Regions from separate parts of the Homo sapiens genome. Here region 1 is linked to region 2. Evidence: read pairs that join two places in POLR2A ChIA-PET (ENCODE). Cell type or tissue: MCF 10A. All regions are shown on one strand. Links, peaks and the distances in the headings refer to the core of each region. The heading gives the core; the rest is flanking DNA.

Evidence for each region. Peaks named below come from ENCODE experiments on the same cell type or tissue, not always from the same donor. Only the 100,000 strongest peaks of a DNase experiment are listed, where the experiment ranks them.
Region 1: POLR2A ChIA-PET joins it to region 2 with 18 read pairs; 7 of 35 experiments call an interaction of 5 or more read pairs at or near these places.

The regions. Positions count from the first base shown.
Region 1 is chr11:10,307,469-10,313,854 of GRCh38, forward strand. It overlaps CAND1.11 (a long non-coding RNA gene), which reads left to right and starts at 845. Exons shown (of 4, transcript NR_103765.1): 1 at 845-1,205. RefSeq lists an enhancer at 446-715. In MCF 10A, for the core only: no CTCF peak of the experiment used is centred there; a DNase peak (open chromatin) is centred at 1,853.
Region 2 is chr11:9,799,644-9,806,029 of GRCh38, forward strand. All of the region lies in intron 32 of SBF2 (SET binding factor 2), which reads right to left. All of the region lies in intron 1 of SBF2-AS1 (SBF2 antisense RNA 1), which reads left to right. Among named protein-coding and RNA genes, the nearest start is that of LINC02709, 43 kb to the left of the region's middle. In MCF 10A, for the core only: no CTCF peak of the experiment used is centred there; no DNase peak of the experiment used is centred there.

The DNA of each region.
Region 1 (6,386 bases), core at 562-3,061, 510 kb after region 2:
GGGGTCCCGCCGCCGGGCTTGGGAAGGTGGGACAGCGGCGCGTGCAGGTGCTGGCCCTACTCTGAGCGGGCTGAGCTGTCACGAGCTCTGTTCTCTGTGTGGGGCGCGCAGAACACGTGTCCTGGGTGCGAATCAGGGCTTCGCGGAGACGCCCGAGGTCACCGCCTGGCGTGGCGGCCGGCGGGGGGTGGGTAGGGGGAGCCCTAGTGGGTTGGCGAGCCTGGACTCTCGGGTTGCGCAACGGAGTCCTAGATTTATAGGGTTGCTCACAGAACCCGGCGCGAAAGCGAGCTTCGAAGAGTTGGGGTGGTCTCTGAGGCCTTCTAAGAGAGGCGTTCCCCCTGCCTGCCGCGGTTGTTAAAGTTCCAAGCCGCCCTAGCAATGCGTGGGGACACCTCCGGAAAACCCAGTAACCCCTAGTAACCCCGGGTCTGCCCGGGCCTGAGCGCCCGCGGGCCGCTGGCTCATGGGCGAGGCTGTAGCGCCCCCTGCAGGCAGCTGAGACAGGCCCAGCGCCGCCAAGCAGTACGTGCGGTTTAATAAGTTCTCCTACGTGGGAGTCAGCACACAGCCTTAATGAAAGAGGAAAGAAAGAAAAAAAAAAAGAGAGAAAGAAACAGTTTGCAGATGCCAACCAGGGCCGTCCTCCTACACCCCCCAGACCTGCACCGCGGCTCCCTGTTCTGGGACAGTGACTCAGCGCCCACACGCTGCGCTGCGTGCAGCTGCCGGCTGGAGGCGGGCAGGACGGACGTGCCGGCGGAACCGTGAGCCTCCGACGGCCTGAGACCTTCATTGTTCCGCCTCCCCTAGCCGCTCACCTCTTCCTTCCTCCTTCCCAAGCCTTTTTTCATTTTTTTCTTCACTTTTCTCCAGCCTTCCTCTCTCTCTCTCCTTCCTTCCTCCTTGCTTTCTTTATATGCCTTATCTTCTGAGAAGGTTGACCCCAGTTCCGGCGATAGACGGACACTAAGCCCCCCTTGAGTGACTAGAAAGGCAGGGGACATAGGAACAGTTAGGACATAAGGGAAGAGTAAAGAGAGGGACCCCTGATTTTGATTTCAGGGTGCCCTGTTTGTCTCATCCAATATCCTGAAGACCCAAGATGGAGACCAGCTACTTGTCCCTTCCAAAAAGCTTCCCTGGCCTTAATGTCAGTGCTTGTAGGTGATCTCAGAAACCTCCCTGGTGAAGAAAACCTGAAGGTGAGTTTGGAGAATGGAAATGTTTCCAGGGTAGCCTACGGCCTTCTGGGGCTTTTGCACATTACAGGGTCCCCTCCGAGGGGCTAGGATGTTTAGTTTCTTGCAGAAGAGGACTGCATACCCACTGAGAGAGAGGGGCCCTACTCTGGGGTCCAGAGATACCTCATTCCAAAGCAGTTTCAATTTAGAAGAAAGTAAACTCGAGTACATAGAATTTCCTTAAGACCATACAAAACCTCAGTTTGGGCACCTGGCTGTTGACAATGCCAATCTCATATAGTTTATTGTCCTGTTTGATCTTAATAATTGTGTGAGGTGTGCCAGAATTGAGGAGGTTAGAAATGCAGCTACAGACCATTCTTGTCCTCAAGGGCCTTTCAGAAAAAGATTCACTTTGTGGGAACTCTGTGCCAGGCACTGAGAAGGTACCAGGCATGTATGAATGAAAGAGTGACTCAAGATTCCTGTCATGGAATTTCTGTGCCAGTGAGTGGGTTCTGGGTGGTCTGAAGGGGCTACAGAAACTGCAGAGAGCAGCAAACACTTAAGCCTCGCAGACAGTGGCGCAAGATTACTCCTTTCCTTGAGCCAAGGTTGTCCTGTAGCCACAAAGCACTCCAGCCAAACCTCACCTTGGCACAGCGTCAGCCAGCAAACAAAGCTGCCAAAGGCAGGTTGGGCACAAGCTTCGGGCGGTTGTGAGCAGGGAACAGGCGTCTAGCCTTGTGCTGAGGAAGTCTTATGACTTGAGGGAATCCAAGGCAAGTGAAGGAGATGGTTCAGCCCTAAGACAAAAGAGGCAGCTGCTCAGCTGGAGTCCTTCCCGCTGAGAATCCTGTGACTGGAGACATGTGCGAGGAGACAGAGACCCTCCTAAGACCAGTTTGGTATGAGTTCAGGATTAACCAAAGGTCACCATCAAACCCCGGGCTCTTCTCTTTGAGGTGCTGAAGCTTATCAGGATAGGGACTATTGATGCCAAGAACACATTGTTTATCAACAGTGATGAGTCATTTGTGAGCTGATTCGACCTGTCCACAGCTGAGGAGTAGTCACAGCTTTTATCTTTAGCTACTGTTGCTTGCTGTGGGAATGATACCATACATTTGTAATCAAACACGGGGTATCAGGCAATTTCTTGAAAAGCCAACACCTTGGCTGAACAGCCAAGGGTGAAGGGGAGTGATGGGGAGGAATGGAAACAGATTCCTTTTTTAGCACTTGCTTGGTGTCAGATATTCTCTTTGCCACTTTATACACCTTATCTCATTTAATTCTTACAACAGCCTTGTGAAGTAGGTGTTATCTGTTTATTGATAAGGAAACAACCTCAGAGACATAAAGTAACTCAGCCAAGGTTACACAGTGAATAATAAGCGGTGGAGCCTGGATTTGTACCCAAATGCTACAGGCTATTTTGATCCTCTAAAGGCATATGGAGTAAAGTGGGATAATTTTAACGTTTAGATTCTCCAGCCAAATGTCCCCAAATGTCCTCTAAAACAGGGATAGCTTGTATAGGTGATTCACACCTGTGGTTCTGAAAGATTTACATGAGGGCTGGTAGAATAGGGAAGGAGAGCTGCTTCAAGCAGTAAGCTCAATGAGTGCAAAATAAATAAATGAACTGAGTTTTAAATTCTTGGTCTTGGTTTGAAGAAGGGATTATAAATCAACCTTTTTCCTCTCCTGAGCTAAGCCACTGACCTCTTTGGTTTGAATTGCCAAATATAGTTAAAATATACACTGAAGCTTCAAGAGCTGGTTTCGGGGGGGAAGGCCTTCTGAGCTATTCCTGGCCAAATACAGCCCCACACTGTAGGTCTTAAGTCGCCTGGAAGAACACCTGTGTCTACAAAACTGCAAATAGAGTTTCCACCCTTGAGGTGGGATCTTTTGTCTTGGCAACTGCTGCTCAAGGCACCTTTTTAGAGGATGTTCTGAACTGACTCAGAGAGAGAGAGAGAGAGAGAGACAGAGAGAGAGAGAGAGAGAGAGAGAGAGAGAGCGCTATGACATAAGGCCCCTCCTTTCCCCAGCTGAGAAGGAGAAGGCCTTGTTATCCTGAGTCTCACAGAGGTTTCTGCCAAAGCCAGGCTGGAGGCTTGGTCTTCATGTGCATGGGAAGAAGGGTGAGGCTAGATAGCTATCTGGTGGTCCCACTGGTCTTGTTCCAGAGCTATTTTGGAACATTCTGGAAAAACAATAAAATGACTGTGGCCACACAGGCAGCTGAATTTAGTAGGTTTTTGTACATTTATCCAACATTAGGAAAGTAGTTTTGAGTATTAAGATACAATTTTAGAGCATAAAAAATGCATTTTACTTATTTACAATATTTATTCAGTGTAGAAGAAAAAGATTCACCTGCAATACTACTTTCAGAGATAACCACTATTAATATTTTAGACATTTTAATCTTTTATTTATTTATTTATTTTTTTAGAGACAGGGTTTTGCTCAGTTGCCCAGGCTGGAGTGCAGTGGTTTGATCAAGCTCACTGCCTCAGACTCCCAGGCCCAAGCAATCCTCCTGCCTCAGCCTCCTGAGTAGGGGTGACTATAGGCATGATGCCTGGCTAACTTCCTTTTAGACATTTTTATGTATTATACCTATACACACTTTAAAAAATTGAATTCAGTGGAGAGAGCTGAATTAAACCTACTCAGTTTAAGGCAAATTGTCATTACCAATCTGCGCAAGGCTTCTCTCTTTTTAAAATTATTTTATTTTTTCTTCTTTAATTTCCATATCCCTTCACATCTCCTTTATAGGAACCTCTTTAATGTGTTTGATATCTGTGCTTATTATAGTACGCAATCTTGTAAAATCTGCTGTGTTATTTCACAACTTTACATGTTTTTAACCTGCAAACACATTGTGTTAAAATATTTATTGTTTCCTAATCTCACTCAACACTTTAAAAAAATTATCCAGGTAGATTTGTTTCCTCTTACTGCTGAATATTACTTATTTTATGGATCTGCCACATTTTACTTTTCTTGTCTTTTAATGAGGGACACTTGGGTTGCCCCCAGTAACCCTCTGCCACAAACAATATGTAAATTAACCTTCCATTTCATGTCCTCTTATGGGTCTAAATGGAAATTTCTTGGAGATATATACCCAGAAATGGCATCATTTAGTTAAAAGGCTTCTACATACAGATTACGCTAAATTGTATGAGATTGCTTTCCAAAATGCCTGTACCAGTATTCATTTCCACCAGCAGTACCTGAGAGTTCTCATCTCCCCATGTCATTGCAATATTTGTATGTATGATGGTTAATTTCATATGTCAACTTGACTGGGCTAAGGGATGCCCAGATAGATGGTAAAAAATTATTTCTGGGTATGTCTGTGAGGATGTCTCCAGAGGAGATTAGCTTTGGAACCGGTAGACTGAGTAAAGAAGCTCTCTCACCAATGTGGACAGGCATTATCTAATCTGTTGAGACCTGGAATAGAACAAAAAAGGCAGGGGAAGGGCAAATTCTCCCTCTGTTTTCTTGTGCTGGGACATCCATCTTCTCCTGCCCTTGGACATCAGACCTCTTGGTTCTTGAGGTTTCCAACTTACACCAGTGGCCTCACTCCATACTGAGACTGGGAGTTATACCATCAGTTTCCCCGGTTTTCAGTCCTTTGGACTCGGACTGAATTACACCCCCAGTTTTCCTGGTTCTCCAGTTTGCAGACGGCATATCTTGAGACTTACCAGCATCCATAATTGCATAAGCCAGTTCCCATAATAAACAAACCAACAAATCTATACATATCCTACTGATTGTGTTTCTCTAGAAAACCCTGAGAAATATAGCATGGATTGTCTTCTGATGTTTGCCATGCTGATGGGTATAAAAGTAATATTGTTTTACTTTCCATTACTGGTTGCTGGTGAATTTTGGCATATCTTCATTTATTTATTGGTCATTTGAACTTTTCCTAGTGGGCTACACAATTAAAAAGAAGTGAGATCATATTTGTCCATGATCTGCTGATGTGTTTTTTTTTTTTTTTTACTTCTCAGTATATTTGGGCATCTTTTGATGCCAATAAATATATCTATGCAACATCATTTTAATATCCTGCACAGTATTTCATTTTATTAAAATGAAATGAAACAAATTATGAAACAAATCATAATTTGTTTAACCATTCTTTGCTGTTGGATGTTAAGGTTATTTTGGTTTTGGGGTGTGTGTGTGTGTGTGTGTGTGTGTGTTTCTCACTCTGTCCCAGGTTGGAGTGCAGTGGCACAATCATAGCTTACTGTAACCTGAATACCCGGGCCCGACCAATCCTTCTGACTCAGCCTCTTGAGTAGCTGGGACTACAGGTGTGCACCACCATGCCCAGCTAATTTTAAAAATATTTTGTAGACTGGGGTCTCACTATGTTGCCCAGGCTGGTCTTGAACTCCTGGCCTCAAGTGATCCTCCTGTCTTGGCCTCCCAAAGTGTTGGGATTACAGGCATGAGCCACTACTCCTGGCTGAGTGCTAAGATTTTCCCTCTGTGTTTTTACCATTAAAAATGGCCCCAATATAGCTGGGTGCTGTGGCTTGCACCTGTATTCCCAGCTACAAGGAGGCCGAGGTGGGAGGATCACTTGAAGCCAGGAGTTCGAGACCAGCTTGGGCAACATAGGGGGATCCCATCTCTAAACAATTTTTTAAAGCCCTCAATGAACATTTTTATGTGCATTCAACTCATCTTTGAGTAATTTAATGACTATTTTTTAGGATAAATTATTACAAATAAAATTATTGGGTCATTGGGTCTGTACTCTTTTTTGTTAAAGCATTTGAGCCAGATTGCCTTCTGGAAGGATCAATTTTTACTTCTACTAACAGTATAAAAAAGTCAATTTCTGGCCAGGTGCAGTGGCTCATGCCTGTAATCTCAGCACTGTGGGAGGCCAAGATGGGTGGATCACCTGAGGTCAGGAGTTCGAGACCAGCCTGACCAACATGGTGAAACCCCGTCTCTACTAAAAATACAAAAAATTAGCCGAGTGTGGTGGCAGGTGCCTGTAGTCTCAACTACTCAGGAGGCTGGGGCAGGAGAATCGCTTGAACCTGGGAGGCAGAGGTTGCAGTGAGCCACGATTGCGCCATTGCACTCCAGCCTGAGTGACAAGAGTGAAACTCTGTCTCAAAAAAAAAAAAAAAGTCAATT
Region 2 (6,386 bases), core at 2,070-4,569:
ACATAAGGAATTTTCTGAGATGTCTTTCTTCCATCATGTAAGAAGAAATGATGAGATGGCTGAACTCTTACGGTGCTTAGATTTCTAGGAAGCAAGAAAAATCATACTTTCTCCATTGAGTCCTGCACCCCAGTGACTCAGTTTGTCCAGTTCACTGGCTTCTTTTCCTCTTTGCAAATGGAACTCACCTAGACTCTTGTGATTTTAATTTGCATTTTCTAATGAAGAATGATGTCAACTTTTCATGTGCTTATTTGCATATCTTTGGTGAAATCAGTACAAATGTTTTGCCCATTTCAAAAATAAGCTGTTGGCCGGGCATAGTGGCTCATGCCTATAATTCCAGCACTTTGAGAGGCTGAGATGGGTGGATCACTTGAGGTCAGGAATTTGTGACCAGCCTGGCCAATATGGTGAAACACCATTTCTGCTAAAAATACAAAAATTAGCTGGGCGTGGTTGTGCACACTTGTAATCTGAGCTATTAGGGAGGCTGAGGCGAAAGGATTGCTTGAACCTGGGAGGCAGGGTTGCAGTGAGCCAAGATTTTGCCACTGCACTCCAGCCTCAGGGAAGGAGCAAGATTCCATCCTAAAGGAAAAAAAAAAGGTTGTTTTCTTATTATTGAATTTTAAGGTTTCTTTATGTGTTCTAGATAAATCCTTCAGCAAATATATGGTTTACACATATTTTCTCCCACTGTGTGATTGGTCTTTTCATTTGCTTAACAGGGATTTTTAAAAAGTATTTATTTATTTATTTAAATTATTATTATTTTTTTGAGATGGAGTCTCGCTCTGTTGCCCAGGCTGGAGTGCAGTGGCGCAGTCTCGGCTCACTGCAAGCTCCACCTCCCGGGTTCATGCCATTCTCCTGCCTCAGCCTCCCGAGTAGCTGGGACTACAGGCGCCTGCCACCACGCCCAGCTAATTTTTTTGTATTTTTAGTAGAGAAGGGGTTTCACTGTGTTAGCCAGGATGGTCTCTATCTCCTGACCTCGTGATCTGCCTGTCTCGGCTTCCCAAAGTGCTGGGATTACAGGCGTGAGCCACCGTGCCTGGCCAAAAAAAGTATTTATTATGTTTTTTAGAGGTGGGGTCTTGCTGTGTTGCCCAGGCTGGTCTTGAACTCCTGGGCTCAAGTGAACCCACCTTGGCCTCCCAAAATGCTGGGATTATAGGCTTCAGCCACCATACCCAGGATCAGCCTTGTAATATTTGTAGAATCTGTAGTGACGTCATCTTTCTCATTTCTTATATTGGTAATATGTGTCTTTTTTTTCTCAAGCAGTCTAGCTAGAGGTTTATCAATTTTATTGATATTCTCAAAGAACAGCTTTTGGTTTCATTAGTTTTCTTTATTGTTGGCCACAAGATTTTGGGGACCTAAAGGCAAGTGTGCTTCAAATAAATTTAGCCTTATTATATTATGTAGAATTGGGAATGATAGGTATTTCAGCTAATAAATTAATTCTATGTCAGCATTTCCCTAAGTATGGTGATGAATAGAGTTTTAGGCTTCTCTCAGGTATCATCTGGATTTTGTTGTTCAAAATAATTTTGTATTTATTTTGTTGCAGGTTAAAAAGTATACAGACTTAAAAGACTAAACTGCATGAAGCATTTTAGTTTTGTTTTTCCGTTATGGAGTGAAACTTGCCAACTTCACTTATTTATAAGAAGAGAATCTGAAATGGAATTTGGAGAAACATGAATTTATAGGGTCTTTTTTTTTGCCCATGTGCCATTAAGTACTTTGTAAAATTTAAAGGCCTATAAAAATAAGCTATGACTCAAACCCCTGGAAAGATCAACATTTTGGAAGTAAAGTTTAATACATTAAAACTGGATTCTGCTTTCAGAATTATAAATATTGAGCTACAAGAGACACTATACATCAACACGTGAAAACCTGGATATGGTTAAACAGACCCTAGGAGAGTGTATAGCTAATATTAATTTTTGTTATTTCACAAATTAAGATTTAACAAACATTGTGTGCTTTGTGTTACATCCTTCCATATTACATGGCCTTAAATATTAAGCTTTGATGCAAAATTGCCTTGTTATAAAACAGATTGGATTATGTTCATTTTTGCCAGTTTGCAGTTGAATAGGCAGCAGACAGCAGAAACTCTTGAATATACCAACAATCCATTAGCTACAGCTATTTTGCCAATATTACTGGATAAATTTTAGAATAACCAACCTGTGTGGGGGCAGCTTAGCTGCTCACATATGTGCTCACAAGGAAGGCTCATATCTTCAAAAGGCAAATAGCTTTTTTCTTTGGGGTAGGACCTAGCATAGTGCTGTCATAAGGTAACCATGAGGAGAATCACATAAAGCCAGACCAAAGTGAATCAATTTACAATTTGAATAAACTTTGAAATCACAGTAAAAAATACTGAAAAAGTTCTAAGATGCCCTCAAAGATTTACTCTAATGCCGAAATAAAGGGGATGCTTTCTTCACGTTTTCATTCATACTATTCATGTTTTCTCCTGATATTATATTTTAAAAAGAAAGTTTACATAAAAATTTAATCTTTGTATATTGGATTTTTTTTAATTTGGCTCAACTATTTTAAGAAAAGGGAGTCCTGTAATGATATCATTTGAGCTAAGCCAATTTCTTTTAGAAGCAAAAAATCTGCCAGATGTTGCTATTATGAAACAGTGAGCTAGCATTTATAATTCATTTGACACCTGGATATACTGGCGTAAACAATGGCTTTTTATATGATGAGGCAGTTCTAATTTAAGTTCAGTGCTTCATCTGTTTTCTTGTAACTTTATTAGTACTAATGGACAAGCCTAGGCATATGTCCATGGACTGCCTTTTGGCATTCAATGTTAGAAATGGTTAATAAGCAGGGAACACATTCCATCTGGGAAAGCTTCACTTGCTGCTGTGTAATTTTGAACCTGTTTTTTTGATGTTTCTGGGCCTAGTTCTGTTGTGTGTCCCTGAGAGACTGAGGGCAGCACTAATTCGAATTATCTGGTAAAAGCCAGAGTCATGTAAAGCACTAGTGTTCACTTGAAAGGCATTCAAAGAAGGCATTTTCTAATGCCTAAAACCAGTATGTCGAAGATGATGAAACACTACCTTATAATTAAGTCAGCAAGAGTCAGAAAAACTATTTGCTAACTATAGTCTTCTTAGATTCCTCTGTTTTTGAGTGAATAAACAATCCCTTTTCAGCACAAAATAATTTGCATCACCAAAGCTGATACCTCTGGTAGCCAAGCATGCTTTACTTACTGCAATTAAGGTCATATGCTTGCTTTGCTATGACTTGTCTGCACTTAGGTTATTATGTATGAGGTATTAAGTGAAAGGAGGATTCAGGCAAATTCTTAAAAATTTATGTTTTAATTTAAAAAATTTTAATTTGGCACAGCCAGATTTGAAGTCATACTGATAGGGTCTCTAGATCCTGAACAATATTACTTTTTACAGTTTGTGAAGCATTCACCTACAAATAATCGAACTTTAATTAAAAGTTAACTTCTGTTTTTGATTTCAGAATCAACTGGTTTATATAAAACATTTGAATTTTAACTCTTTACTTGAAAAAAAAAACAGATGAATCTTAAATTCAGCTGATTAGTAAATAAAACAAAACAGCAGAAATTAAGCATATACCCCAAATTGTTTTAATTAACTTAGCCTTTTGTAGTTTTAGCATCTATTGTATTCTAAAGATAATAGGAATGTAAGTTATGCTACATCTTAGTGTATGTTAAATTGCTTTAATCATACCACTTAAGGGGTACTCACAGAATACAGGTTACCTTCCAGCATCTAGACCTCTCCCACTCCTCCCCCCCAGCCCCATCCCCAATAATAAAATAGAAGAATTTCATTCCAAGTAAGGATTATTGTACTTGGGAGACAATGATGTTCCCATCTTTGAGGACAGTGTATCTTACATGAGAACCTCCTATCTCTTACTGATTGTGAGTGGATTATTTCGCTGACCCTAATGTTTAGGTGTGCAGAATTCTGCAAGTTGAACATAGAGATTTAACATATTAAGTAGTCCATTTAACTTAAGCCAGATTTGGCTGTACAAGCTCATTCCCCTGGAATCCTCCCACATTAAAGGAATTTTTAAGAGGTAAAAAACCCAAAAGGGAGTGGGGAGAATGGGAGGAAACACAGCACTGGGCCAAAGCAATTCAGCAAATTTTTGAAAGATGGAAAATAGAAGGAAGAATAGCAGTAAATGATAGAAGAGGAGAAGCTATACTGGGATTCCTGCCAGGAGGAAAATGATTTGAGAAGGTAACGATTTGCTGTGTAAACCCAGAAAGGCTCAGGGCACAGAGGCCCAAGTATTGAGTAATGCAGGGGTGAAATGGAGGCTATCGTGGGACTAGCTGGAAGTCTATGGAGGCAGGAAAGGACCCCAGGTCCTTTCCCACCCCATGTAGTCATATGATTACCCTTTTCAGAGCAACAGATCGGAGGTTTATTTTCTGAAAAACAAACAAACAAAAAAACAAACCTGATAAGCTCTAGACTTGGGAACACCAGACACAACTGGGTTAGTGGAAACACTGAAAATAGCATGGAAAAAACGAAAAGCCTGCATTACTGAACTGGGATTTCCCTGGACCTATTTCCTGCCCTGTTTCCATAAAGCAAGCAGCCAGACCTACAAGTACTTTCTGGGCCCCAGACAAATTCTTCTCCGTAGAAACAAGGTAGCTGCTGTTTTCTTTCTCTGGAACTCTAGTTTACTGAGATGTTGGACTTACTAATTAAAGATTATTATTTTTTCCTCCAGATTTATTGAAGTGTTATTTAAAAATAAAATTTCCCTACTTTAAGTGTATAGTTTTATTAGTTTTGGTCACTGTACACAGTTGTGTAACCATCACCACAATCATGATACAGAACAGTTTCCTGACGCTGAAAAGTTTGCTTATGCCCTTTGCATGATGATTGATCCCCTCCCTTGGTCACTGGTCCCAGGCAGTCACTGATCTGCTTTCAGTCACTATGGTTTTGCCCTTTTTAGAATGTCATATAAATAAACTTATGTAGTAGTCTTTTCTGCCTGGCTTCTTTCACTGAACATAGTGATCACAAGATTGGTCAGTCTTTGTAATATAAATATTTCATTCCCTTTGTGTGCTGAGTGGTATTCCACTGAATTAATATGCCAGAATTTGTTCATCTCTTCATCGGTTGATGGACATTTGGTTTGTTTTTCATGCTACCCCTTTATAGTCACACTCATTTCCTTCTCCCCCACTATCTTGAATCTGGCAACCAATAATTTATGATCTTGTCATTTTAAAATATTAGCTGGGCATGGTGGCTCACGCCTGTAATCCCAGTACTTTGGAAGGCCAAGGCAGATAGATCACCTGAGCTCAGGAGTTCAAGACTAGCCTGGACAACATGGCAAAACCCTGTCTCTACCAAAAATACAAAAAATTAACCAGCTGTGGTGGTGTGCACCTATGGTCCCAGCTACTTGGGAGGCCAAGGTGGGAAGACTGCGTGAGCCTGGGAGGCGGAGGTTGTAGTGAGCCGAGATCACACCACTACACTCCAACCTAGGTGACAGAGTGAGACTCTGTCTCAAAAAAAAAAAAAAATTATATACATGGAATCATACTCAGTTGGACCCTTTGAGATTGCCTTTTTTTTCTTTCAATATAATGTCCTTGAGATCCCTTCAAGGTGTTGCATGTGCCAGTAATTCCTTTTTACTGTTGAGTAGTCGTCCACGGTATGGATGTATCCCAGATTGTGTAGCCATTCACCTACTGTAGGACAGACATTTGGGTTCCCCCCAGTTATATTCAAATCGGATATGTGGAAGGGTAATTCTTTAGGAAATGTGGAGCCACTGAAGGTTTTTGTTTGTTTGCTTTGAAGACTTTTGTGGAGGGGAATAAAAGGATTGTATCTGAGCTTTTGGAAGATTATGCCAGCAATTCTACTTAGGATATTCTAGATTTTTTTTTTTTCCCCCAAGACGGAGCCTCGCTCTGTCTCCCAGGCTGCAGTGCAGTGGGGGCTTCTCAGCTCAATGCAACCTCCGCCTCCCGGGTTCAAGCGATTCTCCTGCTTCAGCCTCCCAAGTAGCTGGGACTACAGGCGTGCGCCCCCACGTCTGGCTGATTTTTTGTATTTTTAGTAGAGATGGGGTTTCACCATGTTGGCCAGGATGGTTTTGATCTCTTACCTCGTGATCCACCCACCTTGGCCTCCCAAAGTGCTGGGATTACAGGCGTGAGCCACCACGCCCGACCAGGATATTCTAGATGGTCTTGATGAAGGGTGGTAAGAGCATGAACAAGACTTGTGGTCTTTCAAATTCTCATATATTCATTGAGATTATCTATTTATTGTCTATTATAT